2 separate regions of the Homo sapiens genome follow, and region 2 is linked to region 1. A link is a loop called in an ENCODE intact Hi-C map of the cell type or tissue named here. Cell type or tissue: B cell. All regions are shown on one strand. Links, peaks and the distances in the headings refer to the core of each region. The heading gives the core; the rest is flanking DNA. Region 1 holds the start of LINC01993 (long intergenic non-protein coding RNA 1993). Region 2 overlaps LOC105371912 (a long non-coding RNA gene).

Region 1 (15,290 bases), core at 3,975-11,974:
CCAGATTGAGGAGGGTCTCCGTAGCTCTCCGAGTGGGTGAGGACCCCTCGGAGGCAAGTGTGGGGTCCCCCAGGGCCTGCTGGGCCCCCTTGGGCCCCTGGAACAATGGGTTCCCACTAGCCAACCTGTTCCCACAGCCAGAAGTTGCCATGGTGACCCCCTCCCACCTTCAGCTACAGCTTTTCCAGTAAAACCACTGCAGAAATCCATACTTCCCGACAGGCACGCCCGGCCCCCCACCCCCCACTCTGCGCGGTCTTGGAGCCTCGGGGAGTTAACCCTGCGCATGCTGGTGTCTGTTGTTTGGGGGAGACGGGAGTGAGAGCCGGCAATGCGGGCCCCAGGCTGGAGAGGAGAGGGTGGACGGGGGCAAGACAAGCTGCCCTGTCCTTGAAGGCCCCAGCGAGTGACTTGAGCAACTCCAGGAAGCTGGAGCGGAGCAGTGAAGCTAGCTCTGACCTAGGGGCCCCCTTGGCACAGAGGAGGCCTAGCTGGGGCCCACAGCGCAGCTCACCCCTTCTAGAGTGACCCCCTGCCCGCAGTCGCTGGGACACGAGACCCTTCCCGGCCTGGCTGCAGCTGCTACCCTGTTAGCCGATCCCCTCTTCCTCCTCTCCCCTCCCGGCACAAACCTTTTTCCTGGAGGCAGAGAGGGCTCAGTCCCAGGTCCCCGTGGCCCTGCTGCCAGCACCTGGCGGCCCCCAAGGGCACTGCGTACCTGGAGCCCGGCTTTGCATCCACAGGTCTGCCCTAGGGGGCTGTTGAACTCCAGAAGTCGCTGCCTGCTCAGGGTCTCCGTGTCCTCCCCCTGAGAAGTGGGGATAATGATCTGGGCTGCTTCCAAGCTTGGGGAAGAGGATCCCCCTAGAAGGTTCTGTCCTGCTGCCTCTGCCAGGTGGAGGGGCCCCTGGGGACACCCCAGGCTGCAGGGGCTCAGGGGGCTCCGTGGCCCAGGCCCAGCCTCACTTCTGCAGCCAGAGTGAGCAAGGAGATGCTGTAATTGTTCTCTCTGTAGCCCAGGATGAATAATTGAGAGGTCTTTGAAGAGAATTAATTAGCCAGCTTATTGACTGGAAACGCTTTGCTGCAGATGATGGAGGATGGAAGCCTGCGTGGGGCCCGTTTGCCGGCTGGGGCCGCACCAGACATTCAATTCACACCCATGGCTGCTCAGCGGGACCAGGGGCTCGGCCTTTGCCTAGTACCTGCTCTCTCCTGCTCAGGAGGAAGTGGGGGAGCTGAGCCCCAACTTGGCACCCTGCTGTGGTTCTGTCCTGATTTCTGGTATGGGGAGGGGGGGCAGCACCCCTTAGACTCAACTCTGCTCTGTCTTCTAAGAGGCAAGATGGGGGCCTCTCCAGGAGTGGGGGTGGGTGTGGCTCAGTCTTGGGAGCAGTTCCCTTGCAGGATAGACTCTGGTCCTGGGCTCCTTCAGTCCAGCCCACCCCACCGCCTGAGCCCCAGCCCCTTTTCGGGAACTAGGGAGTGACAGGAAAAGACGAAAGCGTTCTTGCCTGCAGGCTGCAGGGGGTCAGACATGTCGATGTCCCTGGTGAGGCTGAGGAGGGCCGGTTCTCATGGAATGGACAAGGCGCTAGGCAGGAAATGCTGGATCACTAGCCCCGGGTACCAGTCATTAATAGTAGTAGTAAACATTCCTCCAGCAGGCCCTGTCCTAAGCACACTGCATGCACTAACTCCTGTAGACCCTGTGAAGACAGGGGGTGGGCTTGTTCCCCAGCTGGGTCTGCAGAGCCTCAGGGCAGAACCTGGCACAGATAAAGCTTTGTTGATTGAATGAATGAGTGAATGAAGGAAATGAATGTGAGGAAGCTGAGTGGCAAAGTTAGACTCACACATCGGGTTTGTTTGTTTGTTTTTTTGAGATAGAATCTCTCTCAGTTGCCCAGGCTGGAGTGCAATGGCGCAATCTTGGCTCACTGCAACCTCTGCCTCCCAGGTTCAAGCGATTCTCCTGCCTTAGCCTCCCGAGTAGCTGGGATTACAGGCATGTGCCACCACACCTGGCTAATTTTTGTATTTTTAGTAGAGATGGGATTTCACCATGTTGGCCAGGCTGGTCTTAAGCTCCTGACCTCAGGTGATCCACTCACCTCGGCCTCCCAAAGTGCTGGGATTACAGGCGTGAGCCACCGTGCCCGGCCTCACACACCGTTTTTAAGCTGGCTCAAGGATCCGTGCTCTGATGCATCCTCCAGTCCCAGGCGACGTCAACATGGAAGATGTGGGCAAGAGGCAAACAGTCATGAAGGGCTTGGGCCATGTGGAGGATGAGCAGGAGGTGGGGGCCCTGAGAGCGGGCCCAGGGTTCAGCCCTGCCTCTGCAGCTGCTGGAGCACCAGTGAAGAGAGGGCAGGTGCCAGCAGGCATGGTGCAACTGTGGGGGACATGGGCGGGGCAGGGGGTACCTGGGTGGAGCTGGTTGGGGACCATTGCTCTTGGTCCAGATAAGGCATGACAAGGCCTGGGCCAAGACCCCTGAAATGGGGCATGGAGAGTCTGTGACAGCTCTGAGATATGTGGAGGGGAAGGGGAATGGAACCTGGTGACTTGTGGACCTGCGGAATGGGGGACAGGAGTTGAGATGACTCCAGGTATCTCCCGACATGAGCACATGTATCTGCAAATGAGGCGGGGGTCAGGAAGCACAGGGAGCTTGCTCTTGCCCCGGGGGCCTAGGATGCCCTGGGCTGTCATCATTCCACACTCACCCCTGACCTGCTCCTGCTCGCTCAGGGAGGCTGCCTTACAGGGAGGTATCAGTGGCTCCCTCATCCTCTGCCTCTGTGGAGCCCACAGTGGGAGGCACCTGCAGAACATGGGGGTGGGGGACAGTGCAGTTGGGGGCGTGGGTGTTCCTTCCTCTATCTGCCTCCCTCACAGAGTTGTGATCAAGCGAGTTGTAGAGAAACGCCACTCTCTGAGACGAATTCAGGCTAGTGCTCAAAATTCTCTCCACCCCAAAGAAGGGGCTAGATTTTCTTTTATACTTTGTTTTAGAAAGGGGCGGTGGGGGGAGTCTAGTTAAAACAATCTTACAGAAGCAAAGCAGACAAAAAAGTTAAAAGGATAAATGGTTACGGGAAAGCAAACAGTTCCAGGTGCAGGGGCTTTAAATGTATTACAAGGTGATAGACGCGGGGCTTTGAGTGTTATCAACCGGATACAAACGCGGGGACTCTGGGTGCTATCAACCGGGCGAATTCCTAGGAACTGCGGATATAACTTGCCACAGTATCTTATCAGTTAATTGCATCCTTGGATGTGCTGGCAGTCTGCTTGCACAAGTTAAGTCCTTGAGGAAGGGGGTGGGTAAGGGGCTGTAAGTGAAGGAGCCAAGATGGAGTCTGTCTGGCTCTCTCAGCTAAGGGAGAGTCAATTCAGGTTAAAACAAGGTTGGGTATCACAATAGCCCTCTCCATGCCTCTCTGTCCAGGGCTGGGATTGGTTGGCATACTCTGCATGCCTTTCCCCAGCCCTCCAGCTGTCCTAGAGTTGGGCTGGGATAACCCTCCAGCCGCCCTGTGAGTTGCACTGGGATCAGTCAGGTGTACTCTGCATGCCTCACCCCAGCCCCCGAGCCGTCCCGTGGGTTGGAGTTGTTTGCGTCACTGGCTTTCTGTTCTCAGCTGACTTAGCTGGGACGTCAACAACTCCCTATGTCAGAGGCAAGTCTCCGCCTGCATCTGCCAGAGCTCCACACAGCTGCAGACACCTGTGGCTTCATCTGAGTCCTCATCTCGGCCTCTGGGAACCACTCCTTCCTACCCTTTGCCTGGAGACAGTGGAAGCCGAGGGACATTTCTCCGAATGGCGTTCACTTGGCTCCAGAAATGAGAACTGGAATGAGGAAGAGGAATCAGTCTCCCTCCAGGTGGCTGAAGCTAGGCACGTGGAACCTGGGAGCAGCGGGCAGCCACACTGGTGCCCTTCAGACAGCAGGAGGGGGCTCTTGTCCGAAGCTCTGAGTTCAAAACAGAGGGGACATGGGGGAACAGCAGGAGGTAGGATCAGGCCCCCCAACTCCTGCCGAGAGCTCACACCTGTCTTCAGCCCCTCCTGCATTCCTGCCAGTGGTAGCCATTTGCCCTTTTGGTTGCCTGGTGTCCAAATACCCTTTCTACGTTGGAGGTAGGGTCCTGGGGGTCCCTGCTCCCTTTCCCAGGCTCTGAAAACTGACTCCTGGGAATGTGACCAAAATGATTACATTAAATGCTTCCACCTGAATGTTTAATCGTGAAGATGAGATGCCAAGTTCAAGAGTAATTTAGGGGCCAGGTGTGGTGGCTTGCGCCTGTAACCCCAGCATTTTGGGAGGCCGAGGCAGGTGGATCACTGGAGACCAGGAGTTTGAGACAAGCCTGGCCAATATGGTGAAACCCTGTGTCTACTAAAAATGCAAAAATTAGTCAGGTGTGGTGGTGCACACCTATAATCCCAGCTACTCGGGAGGCTGAGACAGGAGAATCGCTTGAACCTGGGAGGTGGAGGTTGCAGTGAGCCAAGATCAGGTCACTGCACTCCAGCCTGGGCGACACAGCAAGACTCTGTCTCAAAAAAAAATAAAAAATAAAAAAAGAGTAATTTAGGATTGTTCCCAAGGGTTGTGGTAGAGCCAGACAGCACTGTGTCACAGCATGCAGTGAGTATCCAGCCTCGATACCCTATGCAGCCCATTCTATGCTAACGGTTACCCCCACTGAATTCCTTTTCTGCATAGGTTAACCAGAGTGCCACTGTCAGTCACAATACTGACTAGTGGCTTCTCTTGGGTTTCCTGAGAAACTCCCTATATCAGTTAGTGAGTGCCATAATCAGGCTGTGTAACAAGCAGCCCCGCAATCCTGGTGGCATTCTACAATAAGCATTTGTTTTGCTCACATCTCTGTGGGTCTGTGGGGGTTCACCAGATCCAGGCTTGGATTAGCTGGCTGGCGTCTGGGCTGTGAGTTGGGTCCAGGTTTGCTTCACATGTTTCTTATCAACCTCGGCCCAGCAAGCTACCTGAGGCGTGTTCCTTCCAGGGTGACTTCAGCAGTGAAAGAGAGCAAGTTCATTGTGCAAGCACAGTTCAAGTCTACTCACTCCATATCCCCTGACATCCCACTGATCAAAGCAAGTCCCATAGCTATGCCCCAAGTCAAGGATGTGAATGCATAATTCTACTACAAGGGAGTGAAGAAGCAGGACTGATCATTCCATCCTCCCCTTATTTGTTTTTAGTTTTTATTATGAAAAAAAAAATTTTTTTTTGAGACCGAGTCTTGTTCTGTCGCCCAGGCTGGCTGAAGTGCAGTGGTGTGATCTCAGCTCACTGCAACCTCCACCTCTCGGGTTTAAGCAATTCTCTTGCTTCAGCCCCCCCGAGTAGCTGGGACTACAGGCTTCTGCCACCACGCCCAGCTAATTTTTGTATTTTTAGTAGATACGGGGTTTTGCCATGTTGGCTAGGCTGGTCTCAAACTCCTGGACTCAGGTGATCTGCCCACCTCGGCCTCCTAAAGTGCTGGGATTATGGGCGTAAGCCACTGCACCAGGACCATGAAAATATTTTTTTAAAAATAGGCAGAAGGGGCCGGGCACGGTGGCTCACGCCTGTAATCCCAGCACTTTGGGAGGCAGAGGCAGGTAGATCACGAGGTCAGGAGATCGAGACCATCCTGGCTAACATGGTGAAACCCCATCTCTACTAAAAATACAAAAAAAATTAGCCGGGTTTGGTGGCGGGCGCCTGTAGTCCCAGCTACTCGAGAGGCTGAGGCAGGAGAATGGCGTGAACCCAGGAGGCAGAGCTTGCAGTGAGCCGAGATAGCGCCACTGCACTCCAGCCTGGGCGACAGAGCGAGACTCCATCTCAAAAAAATAAATAAGTAAAAATAAATAAAAATAGGCAGAAGGGTGTAATGAATCCCCATAGAACATCACCCAGATTCCACAATTATTATTATTTTCCCATATTTGTCTAACCTGTTTTTTTTCCCTTGGTAAAGTGTATTTTTTAAACTTTTTTTTCCCATATGTAAAACAAATAATTTATGTAAAGATATATGTATATATACACACATAACAAAATTTACCATTTTAACCATTTTCAAGTGTACAGTTCAGTGGCATTAAGTAATTACCACTGTTGCACAGTTGCTCTCCAGCTCCTGAACATTCTAATCTTCCCAAACTGAAACTGTCCCCATTAATTAACACTAGCTCCCCATTCCCCTGGACCCCAACCCCTGGCAACCACCATGCTATTTTCTGTCTCTATAAATCTAACAATCTCACATGAGTGGAATCACACGGTATGTGTCTTTGTGTGACTGGCTGATTTCATTTAGTGTGATGTCTTCAAGGTGCATCCACGTGATAGCATAGGTCAGAATTTCCTTCCTTTTTAAGGCTGAATAATATTCCACCGTATGGATAGACCATAGTTTGTTTATCCATTCATGCATCCATGGATACTAGGGTTGCTTCTATCTTCTGGCTATTGCAAATGAATAATGCTGCTATGAACGTGGGTGAACATATCTCTGAGTCTCTGCTTTTAATTCTTTTGGGGATAGATACAGGAGTGGAAGTGCTGGGTTATACGCTAATTCTATGTTTAATTTTTGGAGCATCTCACCACACTGTTTTCCACAGCAATTGTACCATTTTCCATTCCCACCAAAATTGAGTGCACAGGGCCAAGCGCTGTGGCTCACACCTGTAATCCCAGCACTTTGGGAGGCCATGGCGGGTGGATCACTTGAGGTCAGGAGTTTGAGACCGGCCTGGCCAACATGGTGAAACCCCGTCTCTACTAAAAATATAAAAATTAGTCGGGCCATGGTGAAGCATGCCTGTAATCCCAGCTACTCAGGAGGCTGAGGCACGAGAATCGCTTGAATCCAGGAGGTGGAGGTTGTGGTGGGCCGAGATAGTGCCACTGCACTCCAGCCTGGATGACAGTGAGACTCCACCTCAAAAAAAAAAATTGAGTGCACAGGATTCCAATTTCTCCACATCTTCACCAACACTTGTTATTTTCTGTTGTTTTTTTTTTAAAAAAAATAGTAGCCGTCCTAATAGGTATTGAGTGGCGTCGTCTTGTGGTTTTAGTTTGCATTTCAGGCTCCATTTGACTTCGGCTGGTTTGAGGTGAGTTTCTGTTTCTTGTAACTGGCGCTAGTTCAGGTAGGCTCAGCAGCTGCAGAACTCAAAGAGATATGTTCACCCGCGTTCATAGCAGCATTATTCATTTGCAATAGCCAAAAGATAGAAGCAACCCTAGTGTCCATGGATACATGAATGGATAAACAAACTATGGTCTATCCATACTGTGGAATATTATTCAGCCTTAACAAAGGAAGGAAATTCTGACCTATGCTATCATGTGGATGAACCTTGGAGACATCACACTAAGTGAAATCAGCCAGTCACACAAAGACACATACCAGCTCAGCAGCTGCAGCACGGTAGCCAACAATAGCAGCTGTGGCTTGTGGAGAAGTTTATTTCTCCTTCTGTAACAGCCCAGGGCGGGTGCACCCGGTCTATGCAGCCCTACTCCCTTAGGGGACCCAGGCGGATGCTGCTTTGCTACCTTGACGTGGAGTTTCTGAGCTCGCTCTGCCGGTTGCCACCTGGGTCCCCAGGTGGGAGGGTGGAGCACCTGCCAGGATTGATGGGCTAAGGGCGGAACTTTCCCCTTGCATTCCATCAGGGGTATTTATCTTTTTTTTTTTTTTTTTTTTTTTGAGATGGAGTCTTGCTCTGTCACCCAGGCTGGAGTGCAGTGGTGCGATCTCGGCTCACTGCAACCTCCGCCTCCCAGGTTCAAGCAATTCTCCTGCCTCAGCCTCCTGAGTAGCTGGGATTACAGGTGCCACCATGCCCAGCTAATTTTGTTATTTTTAGTAGAGACGGGGTTTTGCCATGTTGGCCAGGCTGGTCTCAAACTCCTGACCTCAGGTGATCCGCCCACCTCGGCCTCCCAAAGTGCTGGGATTACAGGAATGAGCCACCGCACCCGGTCTCAGTTGATATTTCTAAGAATCTGCATAGAATAGACCAGCCGACCCTGGATCCTATCAGAGGGTGGAGGCTGGGAGGAGGAAGAGGATCAGGAAAAATAACTAATGCGTACTAGACTTAGTACCTGCGTGCTGAAATAATCTGTACAACAAACCCCAATGTCACGGGCTTACCTATATAACAAACCTGCACGTGGACCCCTGAACTTAAAAGGTTTTTTTAAAAAAAGAGGGTCGGGTACAGTGGCTCACACCTGTAATCCCAGCACTTTGGGAGGCCAAGGTGGGTGGATCATCTGAGGTCAGGAGTTCCAGACCAGTCTGGCCAACATGGTGGAACCCTGTCGTCTCTACTAAAAATACAAAAATTAGCCGGGCATGGTGGTGGGCGTAATCCCATCTACTCGGGAGACTGAGGCAGGAGAATTGCTTGAACCTGGGAGGCGGAGGTTGCAGTCAGCCGAGATCACACCACTGCACTCCAGCCTGGGCGACAGGGCAAGACTCTGTCTCCAAAAAAAAAAAAAAAGGGGAAGCCTGTTGCCCAAAAGGGCTGCTGTGGTACCTAAAAATGTGGGCTTTCTCCTTCTGGGAGGGGGTAGGAAGAAGTCGCCCCCACTCTCCAGGCCCACGGCTGCCCCGCCCCTGCTCACCAGCCGGCTGGCTGTGGCAAAACTAAAGCCTGCCCCGTGCCCTGAGCCCGGCATGTTGTTCAGCCTCTCTGAAATGGTCTCCTTGGATCATGGGCAGAGATGGTACGATGGGATCCCACCCGAGGGGTCCCGGCCGGTGCTCACGGGGCTGGGACCAGCTGCTCTTACTCTGTTTTTCTACCTTTCTCAGCCACTTGGAGGAAGAGAGAATTTTGTTACCTTTTACAGGTAAGGACGCTGAGGTTCACAGGATAAGTCACTTCCAGCCAGGTGTGTGTGACCTCAGATCCATACTCAGAGGGAGGTGGGCTGGGCAGAGCCTCCCACCTGCTCCCCTGGAGGCCCATGAGTCTGGGCACTGGGGCCCCAATTCCTATAAACCGGGGTTGATTACGGAGGACTCCCCTCACCTGCAACCCCGCCTCCCACCACAGAGCCCAGGCAGCAGGGAAGCCTGGAGACAGGCGCAGAGCCTCTGGGCCTGGGTGCCTACCCCTGCCCACCCCCAGGGCCTCAGGCCACAGGAGACCACCTAAAGCAGGAGCCGGGAGTAGGGCCCAGGCTGGGCTGGCACAGCTGGGCCTGTGAGGGGTGGAGGGGCCGCTGGGGAAGGGACTTACCAGCAGCAGCTCTGCTGGGACCTGGGAGGCTCTCCTCATTTCCAGTAACAAGCGGGGGTGGGGGCAGTGGGAGGGAGGAGGCGGCTTTCCCCAGGTGCCAGCTGTGCTTGAAGACAGCCTGTCCCCTCTGCTGTCTCCTGTTCTCAGCTCCTTAATCCCCTCCCCGACCTCGTAGTTGACTCCTGGGCTGACTCCTCCCCTGGAAGGGAAAGAAGAGCCGGGCTCACCCACACCCAACAGGTGCAGCAGCTGCTTGAGGTCACAGTTGCTGAGAAGGGAAGCTGAGGCCAGTGGCAGCTCCAGCCAGGGTTGGTGCAGCCTGCTGAGGGGTCGAGGTCACCCAATCACCCACCCAGCTCCACCTGCCCCCACCCCTCCCACCCAGCCTGGCCACCAGCCCAGACACCTTCCTCACATGGCCTGAAGACCCCTGCTGACCTGTGGCACCATGTGGCCCAGCAGGGTGGCCAGGCTGGCCGGGGTCATGGGGTGGGGGACGCTGCTCCCCACCTGCCCTGGGGTGGTCGGTGCTGTTGGGGAGGCCACTCTCTAGGGGCATCTGCCAGGTAGGCAGACCAGAAACTTACCCCGAGTTCTGTGACCCGCTCCGGGGAGCGGGGCATCTCATGTCCTCTCAGCCACGTCTGAAAGCTGGGACATGGCAGAGTGGGCAGGGCTGCCCTCTGAGCTGACCCCCTTCCCCTCCTCCCCATCTTGTCTCTCCTCAGATCTAGGGCTCACTCTGAGGCGTGGGTGACACTTGCCCCCCAACCCCAGCCTCTTCAGTGCAGGGAGGCAGGGCCTGAACTTCGGAGGGCCTTGGGGCAGGTTCCTGGGGCTTGCAGTGAGGCCTCCCCTTTCCCAGGGAGAGGAAGGGAGAAGCCGCGTCTGGCGAGGGAAGCCTGTACCCTCACCCTCACTGTGTCCAGATCTGCACCCCTAACCTGGCCTGGGGAGACTGGCACCAGGTGGAGCTGGTCCCCAAGGAGCCCCAAACCCCAGAACATCTGCTGCAGGGGTCAGCTCTCAGGGGGCCCCAGGGCCAGTCCTCTCTGCACCCCACCTTCCCTGCTCAATGTGGCTTGTAGGAGGTTATGCAAAGCATTATGCAAAGCACATGCAAATGAGACCCAACCACAACTGGTCACTCTCTCCAGGCAAGACCACTGAAGCCCTCTGGTCATCAGCAGGAATGCAGGGGCGCCTATGGCAGGCCGGACTCCAGGTCAGGCCTTGGGGCAGTGAGGAAGAAGGTGCATGCCAGGTAAGCTATAGTCAAAAGGGAGGGACACACACCACCAGGCGAATGAATGAAGCAAATCAATGGCACTCCTCCCTGCCCCAGAATTCAAAATGACAGACCGGTGCAGACAGATGCATGTGTGTTCTGAGAGGTGGTTGTGTACAAGCAAGCTCACTCCTTCAGTCTCCCATTCATTCACTTATTCTGCAAACTCGGTGTCTATTATGAGCCTGGGCTGTTCCAGGGGCTGGGGATATCCCAGCAGATGAAAATGCCTGCTTTGCAGGGCTCCAGTAGGGAGAGAAAGATACAGGTGACAAGTCAGGATGAGCAAGGAGGACACACCGGTGTATGTTCCAGAAACCATAAGGAGGCTGGAGCCAGGCACAGGGAGCCCTGGGCCTTGGGAAGAGTATGGTCTGTGCAGGGGCCATGTAGTGGGAGGGGGCCCTGCAACATCAACCCAGGTGCCCTGGGGAGGTTGTGGTGGAAACAGGCAGAGCACGGAGGGAACCAAGTTCCCCGGGCAGGAGATGCCAGGGGCTGCGGCCAGGGGTGGCAGTGGAAGGGCTGAGAAGTGGTCGGATTCTGGGTTAGGAAGAGAAAGCTGCCCTTTGCCCTCTGAAGCTTCGCCGAAAAATCAGCGGACAAAAGGCAGATTCATAGGAGAAAAGGCTCACAAAATTTACTGTAACTGCATAGCACAGGACTCCCCGGACGTGATTACCCAGTAATCCAGAGGGGTCCAGAACCTGCCATGCCCTTCCTCATGGGAGAAGAGGTGGTGGGAAACCACCTCTTTGAGGCAAAGTCAATGATTTTTGGGGGGAAATGAAATGAATGGGCCCCTTGCTCAGACAATGGTTAGTGAATAATTCTCTTTGGGAATCAAATAGGACCAAAGAACAGACAATGGTTTGGGAGGAAGTTGGTCTGGGCTCTAGGTGTGGTGGTTCATTGCAGCCTCTTCCTTTGTGATGTGAGTTTTAATCTTCTCCGGTTAATAACATTTCAGGGAAGGCAATTGTGTTCCTCTTGGCCAGTCTGGTTTCTAGGTAGTTAAGGAAAGTCCGAGAACAGCCTCATCCTGTGCTTTGGGAAGACATGGGGCTGGAGGTAGGTCAGAGAGACCTTGGGGCCCCTTCTTGTCAAGGCGCCATATTTTCTGAGCCCCAACAGTGTATTTTGGGAATGCTGTTATATTTCCATCTAATTTGCATTAAGGAAAAGCTATATGTGTTTTGGTGCCTGGGTACCTGTGTTGGGGAGGCTGGGAGTGGGGACAGAGTGGGGGAGGGCATCTTCTGGGTGCTCTGCAGACCCAGGGGTCTGTGGTGTTCTCCTTCAGGGCAACCCCCCAAAACCCACCACCCAAACTCAGCGAAACTACAAGGTGGGGCTGTGATGGGGCCTAGAGGTTTATGTAACAATCATGGGAACGGAGGTCCTCACCCGTGGAGGCCCCGCTAGGGGTTGAGCCTATTCCAGGGGTTCCCTGGAGTTCACCTCTCCTCACTGCCTCCTGTTCTTATTGGTTTTCTGGTGGGGGAGGAAGGGGCAAAGCCGCTCTTCTGTGAAGGTGGATGTTTTTTTTTTGGCAGCAGCTGAAATCCATTTGCTACTAGGCCTAGGAGTAAGTGGGCGATCAAAACTGAATCGTGCAGTTTTTACTCCAAAACAAGCCCTGGCTCTTTAAGACTTGGGGCTGATTTTCACTCTCGGGTACCTGGGGCGAAGGTCGGGAAGCCAGGCCTTCTGTAAAGCTTTTAAGGACAGAAGGTGTAGCCTCCCAAGTTAGCACACTCTGGAGCCCCGAATGCAGTTGCCCTCTACAGACCTGGTCAGGGCCTCACCCTGCAGCCCAGGGGAAGGGACTGGGGGCTTTAAAGCTCTCGCAGGTCTCTGTTTGGCTGTGTGGCCCAGGACCAGCTCCTTCTACTCTCCTGCTGTGAATCAGCAGCACCACCCCCGACTTAGTAGCATAGTGTGAGGCTGACGTGCACGTGGGTGTGAATCCCGGTCAGCGCCACTCGTTGTGCCTTTGCGCTTCAATGGTCCCTGCCAAGGCTGTGGCAGCAGCTCCTGAGCTCCCCACCATACCTCGCCTAAAGCCTTAGGGACAAGTTCAGCCACCTGAGACCAAAAGCGCCCTGCCTGGCTAGCTCTAAGCCTCCAAATAACCCCTGGGATCCCAGCAGTTCTTCACTGTAAGAGTTTACTTGTGGCTGGGCATGGTGGTGAACACCTGTAGTCCCAGCTGCTTGGGAGGCTGAGGTGGGAGGATCACTTGAGCCCAGGAGGTTGAGATGGTAGTGAACCATGACTGCACCACTGTACTGTATGTAACCTGGGTGACAGAGTGAGTGAGACCCTGTCTCAAAAAAAAAAAAAAAAAAAAGTGGGCCGGGAGCAGTGGCTCACTCCTGTAATCCCAGCACTTTGGGAGGCCAAGGCGGACGGATCATGAGGTCAAGGTATCGAGATCAGGCCGGGCACGGTGGTTCACACCTGTAATCCCAGCACTTCGGGAGGCCAAGGCAGGCGGATCACGAGGTCAGGAGATCGAGACCATCCTGCCTAACATGGTGAAACCCCGTCTCTACTAAAAAAAAAAAAAAAATACAAAAAATTAGCCGGGCATGGTGATGGATGCCTGTAGTCCCAGCTACTCGGGAGGCTGAGGCAGGAGAATGGTGTGAACCCGGGAGGTGGAGCTTGCAGTGAGCCGAGATTGCGACACTGCACTCCAGCCTGGGCGACACAGCGAGACTCCGTTTCAAAAAAAAAAAAAAGATATCGAGATCATCCTGGCCAACATGATGAAACCCCATCTCCACTAAAAATACAAAAATTAGCTGGGTGTGGTGGCTACTCCGGAGGCTGAGGCAGAAAAATCGCTTGAACCCAGGAGGCAGAGGTTGCAGTGAGCTGAGACTGCGCCACTGCACTCCAGCCTGGTGACAGAGCGAGCCTCCGTCTCAAAAAAAAAAAAAAACAGAACAAAACAAAAAAAGTGTTCACAGATGGGCTTGGAGGTCCATGGTCCATCCTTGTTCTTCAGGCCAGCCAAAGGTGGCCAAATTTAGTAAAAAAGCAAACAAAAAACCAAGACACCTAGTTAAATTTGAATTTCAGAGAAATAACAAATACATTTTTAGTGTAAGTATATCCCATGCAATATGAGAGAGATACTTACTCTAAAAAATGTATTTGGCCAGGCGTGTGGGCTCACACCTGTAATCCCAGCACTTTGGGAGGCTGAGGTGGGTGGATCACTTGAGGTCAGGAGTTCGAGACCAGCCTGGCCAACATGGCAAAAACCCATCTCTACTAATACAAAAATTAGCCGGGCCTGGTGGCGAGCACCTGTAATCCCAGCTACCAGAGGGCTGAGGCATGAGAATTGCTTGAACCCAGGAGGTGGAGGTTGCAGTGAGCCAAGATCATGTCACTGCACTCCAGCTTGAGTGACAGAGTGAGACTGTGCCTCAAAAATAAAAAAAAATGTATTTGTTGTTTCTCTGAAATTCAAATTTAACTGAGCATCCTGTGTTTTATCTGGCAATCCTAGTCCCACCCTCTTCCAAATTCACATCTTTTTTTTTTTGAGACAGAGTTTCACTCTTAATGCCCAGGCTGGATTGCAGTGGCATGATCCCAGGTCACAGCAACCTCTGTCTCTTGGGTTCAAGCAATTCTCCTGCCTCAGCCTCCCGCGTAGCTGCCGTGCACCACCACGCCTGGCTAATTTTTGTATTTTTAGTACAACGGGGTTTCACCATGTTGGCTGGGCTAGTCTCGAACTCCTGACCTCAGGTGATCCACCTGCCTCGGCCTCCCAAAGTGCTGGGATTACAGGCGTGAGCCACCACGCCCGGCCCTCCAAATTCACGTCTATAAGAACGATTTTCCTGCCCCAACCATACATTTCTCACAGATAAAGGTGCATTTTTATCATTTCGTCTTTCCTGGGGCTGAAATGGCTTCTTCTTTTTGCATTTTATGGTTTTACAATTGTAGCAGTAAAACATTCTTGCCGGCAAGATGATTGAAAATTTAACTACAAAAGGCATCATTCATTTTATTTTTGTCTTCATTGGAGACATAAAATGGATTCGCAATCATCCCACCACAGTGGTTGAGTATTGTGGGTTTTAGAGTTGCTCACATAGCACATTTATACTCACCAGTGTGAGGGCTCTTTGCAGCCGCCAATGGAGTGATCGTTTGTGTTTTGGAAGCAGCAGTAACATTTATTCCTAATAATCCTGCTGCAGTGGGTTCTTGGTATTTTATAGTTGTTATTGCAGTAAAATTTATATCCTACAGAATTATGACAATATTCAGCTACTAATATGATTATTATTTGTGTGTGTGTGTTAAAACCACGGAAATAAAATTTACTCCCAACAATACAGTGGCAATTTTATGTCCCTAAACCTGACCGTAAATAATAAACATAACTACAGAATGCCTGTAAACACATAAAACATCCTTCTCGGAAAAAGTGAACTCTCCATTGCTATCCTGATGAGACCAGCAGCTGGGGAGCCTGGTCTAGCAGTTAGGGCTCCTGGGCAGACTTCAAAAGGATGAAGCAACTTCTTCACAGGACTCCTGGAGAGCAAGTTGCTTAACATTTCAGAGTCCAAGTCAGCCCGTCTCAGAGAACGTGGGCTGGTCCATCGCCTGATGAGTGCACGGATACAATGTGTGGTAACCACACTGTAGAACACTGCTT
Region 2 (15,290 bases), core at 4,556-12,555, 66 kb after region 1:
GTTTAGTGATTCACTGCAGTGTTTTGTGGGTGAGTAACATAGTCGTGAGTTTCTAGTTTCCCCAGTCTAGTTTCTGGCCCACAGTGGCCTTGTTTGTCATCTTTCTGTCCCTCTCCTCATCTCAGGCCAAGGGTGAAAGCCAGCAAGAGTCCGGGGCTGGCATCTACCCAGACAGCGTCTCACTCTGCTGCCCAGCCCACTTTCAAGTCAATGTGGAGCTTCCCAGCTCGCCCTCCCCATCCTGGATTTCAGATCCCTCCTACCCTCACCCTACTTTCTCTCGGAGTTTGACAGGGGAGCAGGTAGAACCTGGGGCAGATCTGCATTCCCCTGGGAGATGCTTCAAGCAGTGGCAGGGTCTTAGCCTCTGAGCTGCTCCCTGGTAGGAAGGAAGCAACTGCCCCTGGTCTGTGTTGGGAGATGGACAGAGCTTTAGGATGGACAGGCGTTGGGGATGCACCAGTACACATAGGCGCTCAATAACGGTGGTCTTTATTCTCTTTCCTCTTCTGTCATCTGACACGATTCGGTCTTCTCAGCTAAGGACTGGGTCTGTCCTTCGCTCGTCCTTGTAGCCGTGACTACAACCTTCCAAGCCATTTTTGTTTTCTTAGAGGTTTTATTGGGAGCTGAGGGTTAATAGCACCCCAGCCCCTCCCATCAGGCTCAAGGGGCTCTTTTGCCTTCACTTGTGGTTGAGAGTCCTCCCTCCCTCCTGCCCTCTTCTCTGTCCTTTTGAAATATGAGCTCAGCTCCCTAGAAGGTATCAGTGCTTTATTTTGTACCCCTACCAACTTTCTTTCTCTTTTTTTTTTTTTCGAGACGGAGTTTCACTGTTGTCGCCCAGGCTAGAATGCAATGGCGTGATCTCGGCTCACTGCAGCCTCCACCTCCTGGGTTCAAGCAATTCTCCTGCCTCAGCCTCCCGAGTAGCTGGGATTACAGGCGTGCACCACCATACCCAGCTAATTTTTTCTATTTTTAGTAGAGACGGGGTTTCTCCAGGTTGCTCAGGCTGGTGTCGAACTCCTGACCTCAGGTGATCCACCCGCCTGGGCCTCCCAAAGTGCTGGGATTACAGGCATGAGCCACCATGCCTGGCCTCTTTCTCATAGAAATCTTTTGTGATTGAATTGTCTGAATTGTGGATTTTTTTTGGTCTACCTTACCATTTTCCTTTTTAGAACCTACAGCTTTCTTTTTTTGGCCAGCATTTCTTTTTGGAGAAATTTCCCCTAAAGTATAGGGTACCTATGTGATAATTTCCAGTATCTCTTCCTGAGCTATTATAAACTCACAGGGAATCATCCTGTATGAAGAGTGACCCCACAATGAAATTCCTTTCCTGGGGTTCAAACAATAGACTTAAAAAAAAATTTAAGACACAGGGTCTTAGGTCGGGCATGGTGGCTCACGCCTGTAATCCCAGCTACTAGGGAGGCTGAGGCAGGAGAACCACTTGATGGAGGTTGCAGTGAGTAGAGATGAAGCCACTGCACTCCAGCCTGGGTGACAAAGCCAGACCCCATCTGGCCAGACCGCCATCGGGAGATGGAGGTTGTAGTGAGCCGAGATCCTGCCACTGCACTCCAGCCTGGGCTACAGAGCCAGATCCCATCCCGCCCCACCCCCCCAAAAAAAGAGAGAGAAAGACAGAGAGACAGGGTCTGGCTCTGTCACCCAGGCTACAGTGGATTGACTTGATCGTAGCTCACTCACTGCAGCCTTGAAGTCCTGGGCTCAAGTGATCCTCCTGCCTCGGCCTCCTGAGTACCTGGAACTACAGGCACCAGCCGGTGTGCCCTGCTCAAGCAGTAGACTTTCCCTTGGAATAAAGACCATTATAATCCCCTCCACCAACTCTCGCAAAGCCATAGTTTGCCAGAGCCATTACTGAACTTTTTGACAAGGCAATCAGCTCAAATGCACCCAAACAGGTTCGGGATTCCTGAACTCAGCCCAGGCTTCATTGATGATACCTAACACGCCTGACTCTATAAGCGGCTGACTTTTAAAATAATAACTTTTTTTTTTTTCTTTTTGAGATGGAGTCTCACTCTGTTGCTCAGGCTGGAGCGTAATGGCATGATCTCAGGCTCACTGCAACCTCCTCCTCTTGGGTTCAAGTGATTCTCCTGCTTCAGCCTCCCAAATAGCTGGGATTACAGGCGCCCACCACTATGCACAGCTAATCTTTTGTATAAAATAATGACTTTTAAAATAATCCAATACAATAAGATCTATTAAGCACCTAGTACATAACTATGAACCAGGGATTGGGGAGAGAAAGGAGGAAGGAGATTTGATCTCACCCTCGAAGGGTTTAGAATCTCTCCACTAAGATTTTTAGGAGTTAGAGTTGGAAACTTCACAATCTAAAGTGAAGAAAGACGAACAGGGTAAAACTCAAGACAGTTTTTGTAAAAAGAAATGTAAAACTGTTTGCCTTCCTGTTTCTTCGTCAGGGATAAGTAATTTCCAGTCATCCCATCCATTAAACAAATATGTATTAAGAAAGAAAAACAGTCCAGGAGCCTACTGCGGGCACAACCGGGGTGCACAGAACCCATCTCGGGAGGCTGGCTCTGCCCCTTGAGAAAGTTCAAGATGAAGGGGATGCCAAGGCCAGAGGCAAATGTCCAGCCCTCACTAGCGGGGATCACCTCGAGTTCCACGCGAGGGGCTCAGGGTTGGGTAATCGAGAGTGGAAAGCTCTGGAAAAACCCTAATACCCCTGTTGCAACATTCTAGGAAAATGGTCTGTCTATTGAATAAGAGTGAGTCACCATGGGAAAGTTGGGGCGGTCAACACTACCCCGCACTGCTCATCCCCATTCTTTGGCTCCTAGTGATGCTCCGGTCACCCTCTGGGGGCCATGGGGAGGAGGCAGTGACGCCGTGATCCGGAATTTCAACGAGACATATGCAAATGGCCCAATGGGCTGTGAAGGAAGTTCAGAGACAGGAGGATGAGGCAGCTCAGTGTTTCTAACCCACAAAGCAGAAGTGAGAATGGGTGAGAATTCCCAGTCACCTTCCCCTTCTCCTTTCCCTTCTCACTCTACCCCAACCCTACTCCCTGTGTGGGCCCTCTGCCCCTTCCCTGTTCAGAAATGAGATCACTGGGTGGGTGCAGTGGCTCATGCCTGTAATCCCAGCACTTCAGAAGGCCGAAGCCGGAGGATCACTTAAGGCCAGGAGTTCAAGACCAGCCTGGGCAACATAGTGAGACCCCCGTCTCTGCAAAAAAATTAAAATCAGCCAGGCGTGGTAGTGCACACCTGTGGTTCTAGCTACTTGAGAGGCTGAGGTTGGGGGATCACTTGAACTCAGGAGGTTGAGACTGCAGTGAGCTATGATCACACCATTGCACTCCAGCCTGGGTGACAAAGTGAGACCCTGTCTCTTTTTTGCTTGAGATGGAGTCTTGCTCTGTCGCCCAGGCTGGAGTGCAGTGGCTCAATCTTGGCTCACTGCAACTTCCGCCTCCCGGGTTCAAGCAATTCTCCTGCCTCAGATCTCCCCAGTGGCTGGGACTACAGATGCAAGCCACCACGCCTGGCTAATTTTTGTAATTTTAGTAGAGATGGGGTTTCACCATGTTGGCCAGGCTGGTCTTGAACAGGTGATCCACCTGCCTCAGCCTCCCAAATTCCTGGGATTACAAGCATGAGCCACCATGTCCAGCTGACCCTGTCTCTTAAAAAAGAAATTGAGATCTCTGACTTTTACCCAATTACCCAAGTCTGTCAAAGTACCCATCTGTAAAAGAAACCAGCCTTGTAAGGTTCCTTTCAACTCCAGAATTGAGGAGTGGGTTTGGGGGCAGTCAGAGGGGGGTGCTGGTGAGCAGGTGACAGGAGAAGGAAGAATCTCCAGTTGAGCCCCCACTATGTGTCAGGCCAGGAACCCAGGGACCTCACCAGAGCCCTCTGTAGAGGTCAGCATCCTCGTTTTACAGATGACACAATGACAGCCTAGTCGGAGGATGATGACACCAGGATCTGACCCAGTCTTCCCAGGCTCCCCCCCCCAACTGGAAGCCCCCCAAGATTGAGCAGACATATTCTTTCAGGAAACACCACCACTCTGGTTTATTTCAGCTGCAGGTCTGATCTCCATAACAGAAGCACACCTGAAAAATACTGCCTTAGCCGCTGAATTTTGATAGAGCAATTCTATATTCCTGGTAACTTCCTCTGTAATTAATCGTCAATTGATTACTCCGTCACTTACATGTGAGTGTGAAGGCGCTGGCTTCTTTGTCAGGAAGTGAACTCTCTATTGACGAATGAGTCAAAGCACTGGGCGGCTGTTACTTATTCATGAAGGAGGGCATTGGCGCGTTTAGGTTTCCCCTCACCTGTCCAGCACGCCCTGAAAGATTGTAGTACAGAGTCCTGGGGAGAAAGTGGTTTCCTGCCTCTCCCTGGGCTCATATTTGAATGGTACTTTCTTTCTCTCTCTCTCAGCAGACTAGGCTCCTCTCAGCAGATTTCCATCCCAAGTTTGGGTAGCTCTTGCCAAACCTTTTAACCCGTATTCTACAGCAATAATCCAAGTTATAAATAAAACTATTCAATTCAGCTATCTAGTTAATTAAAGAATTAGTAGCCACTTGTGGATAATATTTATTTTTCTGGGCAGTGAACTGAGTTAGTTGGACTGGGCATGGGGATGAGTTCAATATTTTATTAATTTTCCTTGAGGATAGCTATATATTTAGTACACATGTAATACAATGTATTAGTGTGATAACTTTTTTTTTTTTTTTTTTTGAGATGGAGTCTCACTCTGTCACCCAGGCTGGAGTGCAGTGGCACGATCTCAGCTTACTGCAACCTCTGCCTCCTGGGTTCAAGCAATTCTCATGCCTCAGCCTCCTGAGTAGCTGGGACTACAGGTGGACCCCACCATGCCTGGCTAATTTTTGTATTTTTAGTAGAGATGGGGTTTCACCATGTTGGCCAGACTGGTCTCAAACTCATGGCTTCATGTGATCCTCCCACCTCTGCCTCCCAAAGTGCTGAAATTACAGGCAACAGCCACCTCGCTCAGTCAACTTTCTTTAAAAAGGAAGGATGACTGGGCACAGTGGCTCATGCCTGTAATCACAGCACTTTAGGAGGCTAAGGCGGGAGGATGGCTTGAGCCCAGGAGTTCGAGACCAGTGTAAGCAACATAGGGAGACCCCCCCCCCACCCCCACCGTCTCTACAAAAAAATAGAAAAATTAGCCAGGTGTGGTGGCACATGCCTGTAGTCCCAGCTATTCAGGAGGTTGCGGCAGGAGGATCCATTGAGCCTAGGGGGCAGGGGCTGCAATGAGCTATGATCATGCCACTGCACTCCAGCCTGGGTGACAGAAGGAGACCCTGCCTCAAAAACAAAAGGAAGCTAAGGGGTGTAAACTGCCTGGGGAAGACTCTCTGGGGTCATAGAGAGTGGGTTTAGGATCTGGGGGACATTCTCTGTGGCCAGTCAGTCAGGGTGCTGGCCTGACTGCTCAACAAGCTTCTTAATGACTCTAAACCTCAGATTCTTCGTTTGAAAACCAGGCAGATGAGCTCAGAGAACTGCTGTGTGGATTCCCCCTCCCAGTTCCAGTGTGGCAGAGTCCTGGCAAGATAGAGTCTACCTAGAGCTGCTCAGAAATGCAGCATCTCATGGCCCACCCCAGCCAGATGAATCAGTCTGCAGTTTAACAAGATCCAGGTGATTGGTGCTGACGTGAAAGTTTGAGAGGCCAGGCTAAATAACATGACATATGTAAAACACCTGGCAGAGAGTGGGCATGGATGGGCGTCAGCTGCCCTCCTCCTCTCCCCCGAGCATCCTCAGACACCATCCCAGGGAGATCTTTTGCTTGGGAGGGAGAGATGTGGGTTGGATTGTGGGTGAAATGTGGGCGACCTGCATTCTCATGGTGCAGCACATATTTTGTCTCCTTGCAATCATTGATGTGGGCCAGACTGCAAAGTGTGGCCCCTAGGAGTTCAGCATATGGTCCTAAGGTTACAGGGTGAACCCAAGGCGACCAGGGCCACGTATGCAAGTACCCACAGCTTCTTCCACCAAGCCGCCACCACCCGTGGATGTGGTCACTCACTCTGGTGGGGCAAGGGGGCAAGAGGGCAGCTGGACCTCTAGTCCTCATATGGGTTTGCTGGTTGTATGTAAAAAGCCCCTTAGGGGCTGGTGTCCGCAATGTGATACTGAATGTGATGGTTTAACAGCTTTCATGACACACCCATTTTGGAAGCAGCCATCCTGTGCTGGGCACTGCGGATTCAACACAGACCAAATGGACCCATGGCAGGAAGGTCGTTAGAGTTAGGATGGGCAGAGAAGTAGCACATGGGGACAAGGGCTGAACCCAGGTCAGCACAGGGTGTTGGGAAGACCACCCTAGAAAGGAAGTGGGGGCCGGGCGCGGTGGCTCATGCCTGTAATCCCAGCACTTTGGGAGGCCGAGGCAGGCCGATCACTTGAGGTCAGGAGTTCGAAACCACCCTACCCTGGTCAACATGGTGAAACCCCATCTCTACTAAAAATACAAAAACTAGCCAGGTATGGTGGCGCGTGCCTGTAGTCCCAGCTACCCGGGAAGCTGAGGCAGGAGAATCGCCTGAACCGGGGAGGTAGAGGTTGCAGTGAGCTGAGATAGTGCCACTGCACTCCAGCCTGGGCAACAGAGCGAGGCCCTGTCTAAAAAAAAAATAATAAATAAAATAAAATAAAATAAATCAAGAAAAAGAAGGAAGTGGGGCCCAGGGCGGACAGGCTCAGGGCAAGGCACCTGCCCGGAGGGCACTGGGGTAGGGCACCGGATGGCCTTAGCCTCTGGACATTCTCAGCGACCTGGCACTAGGGAATGTTCCTGGCCTAAGGAAGGACCTGGGTCTGGCCAAAAAGGCGAGAGAGCTAGGCGCGGCCTGGGAGGAAGGTGCGGCGCTGGGGAGGGAGGGGAGCCCTGCCCTGGTGTGCCCTCGGTCCCGCGCCGCACACCCTGCCGGGAAGCCCGGGGCCGCAGCTGCTCGGGCGGCCCGGCCCAGAATAGCCTCCCTTCCGGGCAGGGCTGCCCCGGCCCGCAGCGCCAGCGCCCGAAATAGGGCTCGGCCGGGTGGCGGGCGCCAGGGGCCGCCCCAGCTGCAGGACTCGCCGGGGAGCCGGGGCCCGCGCGTGGACCGGGAGGGGCTGCGGGGTGCGGGCCCGGCCCTGGGACGCGAGGACCCGGGTGGGCGGGTCCGCGGGCGGGGTGGGGGCGGGGCGCGGGGCCGGGACCGGGATCCCGGGCGCGGGGCCAGCCCGAGGCGGGTGGAGCCGGGCGCTGACCTCACAGCCCGCGAGGAAGCCCGTCGGGGCCGGCGGGGCTGATGGAAGGCCTGAGGAATTCGCAGCCGGCGGCGCGGCCGGGCGCGTTCCCTTCCCCTCTCTCCGTTGCCCGGCGAGGGAGCCACAGCGCAGCGGTTGCCATGGCCACGGGCCGGGCGTGGGGCTGGGGGACCAGGGGCCGCTGAGCCTCGATCACCTTGTCCTGCTCGAGCCAGGTTGGCATGGACTGGAAGAACCCCGCGGCGGCGGGCGGGAGGTGCTGGGGCCAGGGGAGGCCCCGAGGGACCCCGCCGCCCGGTCTGCGCCCTGATCCCGCAGGGTCCTGTGGAAATGCGGTGTCTGCCTCCCCGCCTCCTGCGCTCACACATGCAGGCCTGGGGCCTGCGGGTCCCGGGGCTCTGAGCCTGCACAGCCCACGGGCCGCAGCCGCAGGCCCCGCACTGGTAGCTTAGGTGGACACGGAGGCTGAGGGGGAGTTTCCAAGGGGCCTGGCCTCACGCTCTGCCCGTCACAGCCGCCACCCCTCACCGGCCCTCCACCCACCCCTAACTCCTTAACCTCTCCCGGCCTCGGTTTCCTCACCTATTAACTAGAGATTAGTCATAGCTACCATCCAGGCTTGTTATATTAAAATAGAATAATTATGTAATGTGCCGTGTGCACTCCAAACGCGGTCCTCTTTCCCTGTCCCACACCTCCTTCCTCCTGCATCAGGCCTGGGGAGGGGGGCGTGCCGATGTCACCCCCAACCCCCAGGCCTAGAGTCCTGGACACATGGACGCCCCTGCCAGAGCTCCCCTCCCCGCGCTTGGGGTTACTTTGAACCCCGCCTCCTACAAGAGGATGGTCCAGCCTATTGTCGGAACCTGCAGGAATCCCAGGCTGCGACCCAAGAATATTAGCGGAGGCCCAGCCTGGCTGGGGTGAGTCAGCCTCTCCTCCCAAATTCAGTTGCGGCTTCAGCTGCCCTGTGCAGCTGGGGCTGCTAAGTTGCCAGCAAGAGGCAGCCTCTGAAAATCTCTGGAAAGACCAGCATGTCCTTGGGGTGGGATTCAGAGCACAGTGGGGTGGGGGAGGGTTGAGAAGGGGTCTTGATCCCCCTTCTCTTCCTCTAGGGGAGCCGAGGCTTGGGACCAGGGAAGCAGCGGTACCCCATGTGGGGAAGGGCGGGCCTGACTTACTGTAACTTCCTGGCCCAAAGCCTGATTGTCCTGTGGTTGGGCTGCCCGGCCAGAGAGGCCCCTGGTGTAGGGAGGACTCAGAGAGAACTTGCCTCCCGTTGCCAGGGCCCAGTGTGTGTGTACTGGGGGGCGGAGGGGCTGTGCTGTCACTGATTTCCTGAGACAGCTAGTAGACCAGATGAGGCTGCCTGGAAGGTGGCTCCTCTTCCCTAAGCAGGTTGGGCCACTACCTAAATGCCAGGTTATTTACAAGAAAAAAAAAAGGCTGTCCAGGGGCTCAGCCCCTTTTGGAGGGCATCAGAGCCGCCAGTGTTGACTGAGCACTCACCATGTACTACGCCATATGGGCGTTTGCTCACTGAACTGTCACAACCACCCAAGAAAACGGGAACTGTTGTTATCCCCATTGTACAGATGGGGAGCGGATTTAGAGTCCTGGGATGCAAACTGGGTTTCCCCGCTGGCTCCCGATCCCCACTCCATCTGGCCTATGAGCGTGGGAACCAGTGTGGCCCGGAAGAGTGGTGGATGGCCCAGCTGACTGCCCAGGTGCCCCCACCCCCCAGCCACATGGGCATGCGGCTTGCTCGGTACTCAGCTGACTTCCTGTCCCTGGAAGAGCAGCTGCCGGTATGCTGGGGCAGGGCGGTCCCCTTCCTGTGGTTCAGGTAAGGGCATAACCCCATGCCTTCTTGGCATCCTCCCTCTCTCCTTTCTCAGGCTCTGCAAGTCCGACCTGGGTGCCCCAGAGAGCTGCTCCGGGAAAGACGTTTACCTGCTGCCCAGAGCTGGGACTGCAGACCCTGATTGGCGAGGGCTTGGAGAGTAGCTGAGAACCTTCCCTTCAGCTACTGAAGACCAGACAGGGCTTTCTGTATCACGCTGCCTGACGATGATGAGGGTGCAGTGACTAAGAGTGCAGATGAAAGGCCCAGCTCTCCAACCAGGTGGATGGATTTGCAAGGAGCTTCTATCTGGGCGTGGTGGCTCATGCCTGTAATCCCAGCACTTTGGGAGGCTGAGGCGAGCGAACCACCTGAGGGTGGGAGTTCAAGACCAGCCTGACCAACATGGAGAAACCCCATCTCTACTAAAAATACAAAATTAGCCGGGCATGGTGGCAGGCACCTGTAATCCCAGCTACTCGGGAGGCTGAGGCAGGAGAATCGCTTGAACCCGGGAGGCGGAGGTTGCAGTGAGCCAAGATCGTGCCATTGCACTCCAGCCTGGGCGACAGAGTGAGACTCCATTTCAAAAAAAAAAAAAAAAAAGAAAGGAGCTTCTGAGAGATGGGGTCTCCACCTCCCCATCAGATACTCCAGGGCTTTGGAAAGAGCTGGCTGGCTCTTGGGCATCACCTCAACTTTCCCCTAGGTGACGCTGCCAAGGAACTGTGGCACTGTCCCTACTTCCCACATCCAGCTCCACGGTTCCACCTCCCACCCCCCTTGCCTGTGGAAGCTCAAAATAAGCTTTCTAGAGCATGATGTTTCTTGTGTGAGGGGTCATCTGAGGTTGTAAAGACTGAAGCTCTTCACCAGAGAAACGCAGGAAGCATCCCGCAGCTAAGTGAGGCAATGTCTGGGGCACGCCAGGCCACGCCAGGTAGCTCAGAGGGGAGGAACGCCCCTGGCTACACAGCCTGCGTCTGAGCCCTGCTGGTGGCCAGGCCATCTGCTGGGCTCCATCCCTGGGCGTCTTTCCAGCCTGTCTTCAGTGCTCAGGGCGTCTTTAGCAGAGCATAAAGTGGCATTTCACTTGTCCCTCTACCCAACAGCAAGGAAGTGGACCTCTCTTAGGCTTTTCTTGGAAGACGAAAGGAAAGAAAGAACGTTCTCAATGTGAGATCCTACAGGACCACTGTACTGGGTCGAATGGCGTCCCCCCCCACCAAATTCATGTCTGCATGGAACCTACAAATGTGACTTTGTTTGGAAAGAGGGTCTTTGCAGATGTAATTAAGATGTACTCCACAGGCCTGGGGAGATCAAGGCTAACAGCATGTTGTATGAGGATGGCCCCAGTCCAATGACTGATGCCCTTATATGAGGGAAATCTGGACACAGACACACAGAGAAGGCCACGCGGTGGTGGAGGCAGAGATGGGAGAGATGTGTCTACAAGCCAAGGAGCGAGCAGGACCGCCGGCCACCACCAGGAGCTGGCAGGGGCAAGGAAGTCATTCTTCCCTGGGGGCTTCAGAGGGAGCACGGTCCCAGTACACCTTGAGTGTTGGCCTTCTGGCCTCCAGAGCTGTGAGAGAATCCATTTTGGTTGTTTGAAGCTGCTGAGTTTGTGGCGTTTTGTTACGGCTGTCCCAGGAAAGGAATACAATCACCAAATGTCAAACACAGGGCAGCTGGGAAAAACAAGAGGGAAATGCATGAGGCACGTAAAGAAAAGACTTGGAAGAGACCAAGGAGGGACAGGAAGGAATGCTTCCTCAACTTCCTCCTCGCACCCGGACAGGAAGCCGGAGACCTAGTGGCTGAGCCTTGGAAGAAGCGGCTACCTATTCCCCCCCACAAGAGCGGGTGAGCTTGGATGTCGGATGAATGAGAAGGGTCTGAATCTTGCTGGGTCCCAGGGAGACCCTGTTAATAATAACAAACTCAAGATATGGTCTCGTCTCATCCTCACCACAGTGCCTAAAGCAGGTTTTATTGAAATCCCCGTGTATAGATTAGGAACAAGGCAGGGCGGTTGGGTGCCTGCCCAGGGTCATAGGCAGCAGCAGTGATCTGGAACTGGAGCCCAGCTTTCCCACACCCTGCCCTTACCACTTGTCCTCTCCTGATCCAGGGCTCCAGTGCCCATGTCCAGTGCCTTGGTGGGGCTGGGCCAAGAGGCACAGCGAGGGCCCTGGCCACAGGCAGGGGCGTTGGAGCCCTGCTGCCTAGGTTTGGATCCCAGCTCTACTCCTGGTGAGCTGTGTGACCTTGGGCAAGTTACATTACATCCCTGTTTTGCAGTTTCACCCACTGAGAAAATAGGGACAAGAATAGTACGTAACTCATGGAGTTGCTGGAGACCTCCATGGGTCAGTACGTTTCAGGTGCTTAGAATAGTGCTTGGCACACTGGAAGCACAGCCATAAAAGTGTTGTGAAATAAATAAAACCCGCTGGGCGAGAGAACTCTTTCTTTCATAGCTGGGGCCAAGGAGAGGGCTTCAGGATGGTGACCTGTCTTATTCTTACTCCACAGACATGGAGATATCAAGGCCAATAGCATTCTCATGCAGTTCTCTTCTATTTCCCATAGAACCCTCAAGACCAGCAAGGGGGACACCTGAGAGCAGAAAGCAGAGTTGCACCCACATTCTGGGCAGGCTGACTCAGTTGCTAGAATCCTGCCTCTAGGGCCAAGATTACTGTTTGATCCTGATCTGGGCCAGCTTTGTCCTACTGGAGGAAAGCTTGGAACCCTGAATCCTACTTGGTTGGTCTCCTGCTTGGCTGTTTTGCTCACAGTGGGAACCTGGTCTGGGGTGATTCACTATCACTCATCGCTCCACAGAAGGATGGTGCCCGGTGCACATCCCCAGGATAGTGTTAACCGTCACCTTTACGCATGGCACTCAGAATGCGCAGAGTGGTGTGTGCATGCAGCAACGTGTATACACCCTGTGCATCTGGGAGGTCCTCCAGTCATCTCTGGCCGCGTCCTGCGGAGGGTGCTGCAGCCTCTACCTGGCCTCTGGCTCTTTCTTTCCTTTCCTTTCTTTCTTTCCTTCTTTCTCTTCCTTTCTCTTCCTTTCCTTTCTTTCCTTTCTTTCCTTTCTCTTTCCTTTCTTTCCTTCCTTTCTTCCTTCCTTCCTTCCCTTTCTTCTTTCTTTTCTTTCCTTCCTTTCCTTCTTCCTTCCTTTCTTTCTTTTTCTTCTTTCTTTCTCTCTCTCTTTCTTTCTTTCTCTCTCTCTTTCTAGAGTCTTGCTCTGTCACCACGCTGGAGTGCAGTGGAGTGATCTCGGCTCATTGCAACCTCTGCGACCCAGCTTCAAGCGATTCTCCTGCCTCAGTCTCCCAAGTAGCTGGGACTATAGGCATGCACCACCACAAACAGTTAATTTTTTTTGTATTTTTAGTAGAGATGGGGTTTCACCATGTTGGCCAGGCTGGTCTTGAACTCCTGACCTCAGGTGATCCCCCCCACCTTGGCCTCCCAAAGTGCTGGGATTACAGAGGTGGCTCTTTTAATTGACTCCTCTCCAGGCATCTCTCCTTCCAGCCACAGAGCCTGGCCTGATGGTCCCAGGGCCCCAGGGCCCCAGGTGAAGGCCTCTCTCCTCCCCCACTCAGGTCTGACCAGCTCTGTTTCCATCCTGGTGTGGGCACAAGGTCTCTTGCTGCAGCTGGGCCAGTTTGCTGACCTTCTCAGCTCCTTCTCTTAGACTGGAGAGGCCTGGAAGGGTGCCCGAGGGAGGGTCTGGGCTGCTCTCCTGGGCTCCTCCCCTCCACTCCAGGACTCTGGCTGGAGCCTGGTCAGGGTCCTTACTGAGTTCTCAGCCAAGCGCCAGCCCTGTGATGGCCTGAGGGGTCTGGTGGGGAAGCCCCAAAGTGAGGGCTCCATAGCCCTCACTGTCCCTCCCCCAGCATTGTGCAGTGCCGGCGGTCTCTGAGTTCTTCTGGGTAGCCTTTCTACCACATCCTCTTGCCTACTTTCACCAGGTGGCCAAGGGACACTAAAAAAGGCAGTGAATAGCTAGAGGACCACTCTTGAAAATCAGCCTGCCTTCCTCCTGGTGCCAGCTCCTGTCCCTCCGGCCTCCTTTTCATAGAATTCTACAACAGGAGGAAACAGAGAGGTCATCTCCTCCACCTTCACCAAGTTTCCAGAACGGATGGGTTAGAGGGATCTGGCGTTCTCTGAGGCTTCGGGCCAAACCTTGGACATTGGGCTGGCCAGAGATCTTGCTGGGGTTGCCTTGGGAATTGTATATCCATTGGGAGCACTAGCCCTGAACACCTGGGGCTCCCCACCTGCTAGGAGCTGGGAGGACTCTGGTGTTCCCTGCAACCCCCCAGGGTCTGGGTGGACGGAATGGCAGCCCAGGACTGTTCCCCAGGCTGACCTGGACTCTGATGAGAGCCAAGAGTGGACCTAGCTGTCATTTAGATCCCTGGGGGAGCCTTCACAGTAGCTGCCAAGCAGAGGTCCTGGCACTGGGGAGGGTTCTCACACGTAGGAGGGGCAGTACTTAAGCAAGTAACAGTGGAGAGGGCACTGGATTTGACATCAGCTGAGAGGTGGTCCGTTTCTGCTTCTCTCACTGCTTATCTGTGATCTGAGGCAAGCCTAAACTCCTCTACAGCTTAGTTTACTCATCTGGAAAGTGTGGTATATTTTATTTTACCTGCCTTACATCTGAGGCATGGAGGAAGGACGGAATGAGATCACCTATTAAAATGCATTTTGAAAAAACAAAAGTGCTATTTATGCAAACACATGGTACTAAAAATAAAAGATGCCTGTTTGCTTCTGGAAGTAAAAGTTGTGAATGATGCCGGGCGCTGTGGCTCACACCTGTAATCCCAGCACTTTGGGAGGTCAAGGCGGGTGGATCACAAGGTCGAGAGATCGAGACCAACCTGGCCGACATGGGGAAACCCCATCTCTACTAAAAATACCAAAAAAATTAGCTGAGCACGGTGGCACACGCCTGTAGTCCCAGCTACTCAGGAGGCTGAGGCAGGAGAATCACTTGAACCCGGGAGGCGGAGGTTGCAGTGAGCCGAGATTGCGCCATTGCACTCCTGCACTCCAGCCTGGTGACAGAGCGAGACCATCCGTCTCAAAAAAAAAAAAAAAAAAAAGTTATGAATTAAGTGATATTTTAATGATCCAGGAACCCCATTATTTAAAGAACATTTTGTCTTTTGTACAGCCACAGAGCCAGTGTTTGATGAGTTTCCAGCAAGCATCACCCATTCTGCTAGATTTTGTGAGGAACATAAAAAAGCAGAAGATATAGGGCCTGGTACGGAGTTGGCATTCAATTAATAATCATTGGGCAGGGCACGGTGGCTCAGACCTGTGTTCCCAGCACTTTGGGAGGCTGAGGTGGGTGGATCACCTGAGGCCAAGAGTTCAAGACCGGCCTGGCCACCATGGTCAAACCCCATCTCTACTAAAAGTACAAAAATTAGCCGGGCCTGGTGGCACATGGCGGTAGTCCCAGCTACTCGGGAGGCTGAGGCAGGTGAATTGCTTGAGCCTGGGAGGCAGAAGTTGCAGTGAGCCAAGATCATGCCACTGCACTCCAGCCTGGGCGACACAGTGAGACTCTGTCTCAAAATATATATATATATTAATAATCATTGGATGAATAAGAGCGAATTTCTTCCATCTGAGAGTTCACAGTCCAGTTTGGACGGGGACAGTCATGTGACCGGGTGATGAATGAGTGGTGCAGGCTGTACATATAATATGCATTTGGAGGGAGGAGAGGTCTCCAGGGTGTGGGAGGCTTCAGGGAGGAGGCAGGAAGGGAGAAATCCTCAGCAGAGAGGGAGAACTAGAAGAGAGAATTGGAGGGGCTGGCTGGGAAGAAGGGCTAACCCCAACATGGGCTCCTAATCCCAAGTGAGCAGGGAAGTGATGAATATGGTGGGCAGGGAAGAAGACCACCCTGATGGGAAGAAGTTTGCCTCCTAGCGTGGGGTGGAGTGGGGGCAGAGTAAACTTCCCACTGGGGCTACAGTTGAAGGGTTTTGGAAACCCAGCTTAGTGGAAAATGCCAGGGGGAACCAGTATAGATCCTACAGGGATGGGCTGCC

The links. Hi-C counts contacts between places; a loop is a spot of excess contacts. Peaks named below come from ENCODE experiments on the same cell type or tissue, not always from the same donor. Only the 100,000 strongest peaks of a DNase experiment are listed, where the experiment ranks them.
Region 2: a loop joins it to region 1, with 4 times the contacts of the local background. A loop is called at or near these places in 6 of 110 quality-filtered maps.

The regions. Positions count from the first base shown.
Region 1 is chr17:78,269,138-78,284,427 of GRCh38, forward strand. LINC01993 (long intergenic non-protein coding RNA 1993) reads right to left here and starts at 9,355. Exons shown (of 7, transcript NR_073178.1): 1 at 9,307-9,355; 2 at 2,115-2,830; 3 at 1,515-1,709; 4 at 633-808. RefSeq lists enhancers at 1,003-1,727, 7,110-7,379, 7,610-7,659, 8,221-9,054, 9,055-9,888 and 1 more. In B cell, for the core only: no CTCF peak of the experiment used is centred there; DNase peaks (open chromatin) are centred at 7,194, 7,304 and 9,530; H3K27ac peaks cover 386 bases; H3K27me3 peaks cover 1,268 bases.
Region 2 is chr17:78,334,730-78,350,019 of GRCh38, forward strand. It overlaps LOC105371912 (a long non-coding RNA gene), which reads left to right. Exons shown (of 2, transcript NR_188632.1): 2 at 9,236-11,648. Among named protein-coding and RNA genes, the nearest start is that of SOCS3, 18 kb to the right of the region's middle. RefSeq lists silencers at 4,254-4,363, 6,927-7,186, 7,397-7,506, 13,685-13,744 and enhancers at 7,553-8,058, 10,085-10,589. In B cell, for the core only: no CTCF peak of the experiment used is centred there; DNase peaks (open chromatin) are centred at 5,860, 7,032, 7,552, 8,962 and 1 weaker place; H3K4me3 peaks cover 2,839 bases; H3K27ac peaks cover 2,365 bases.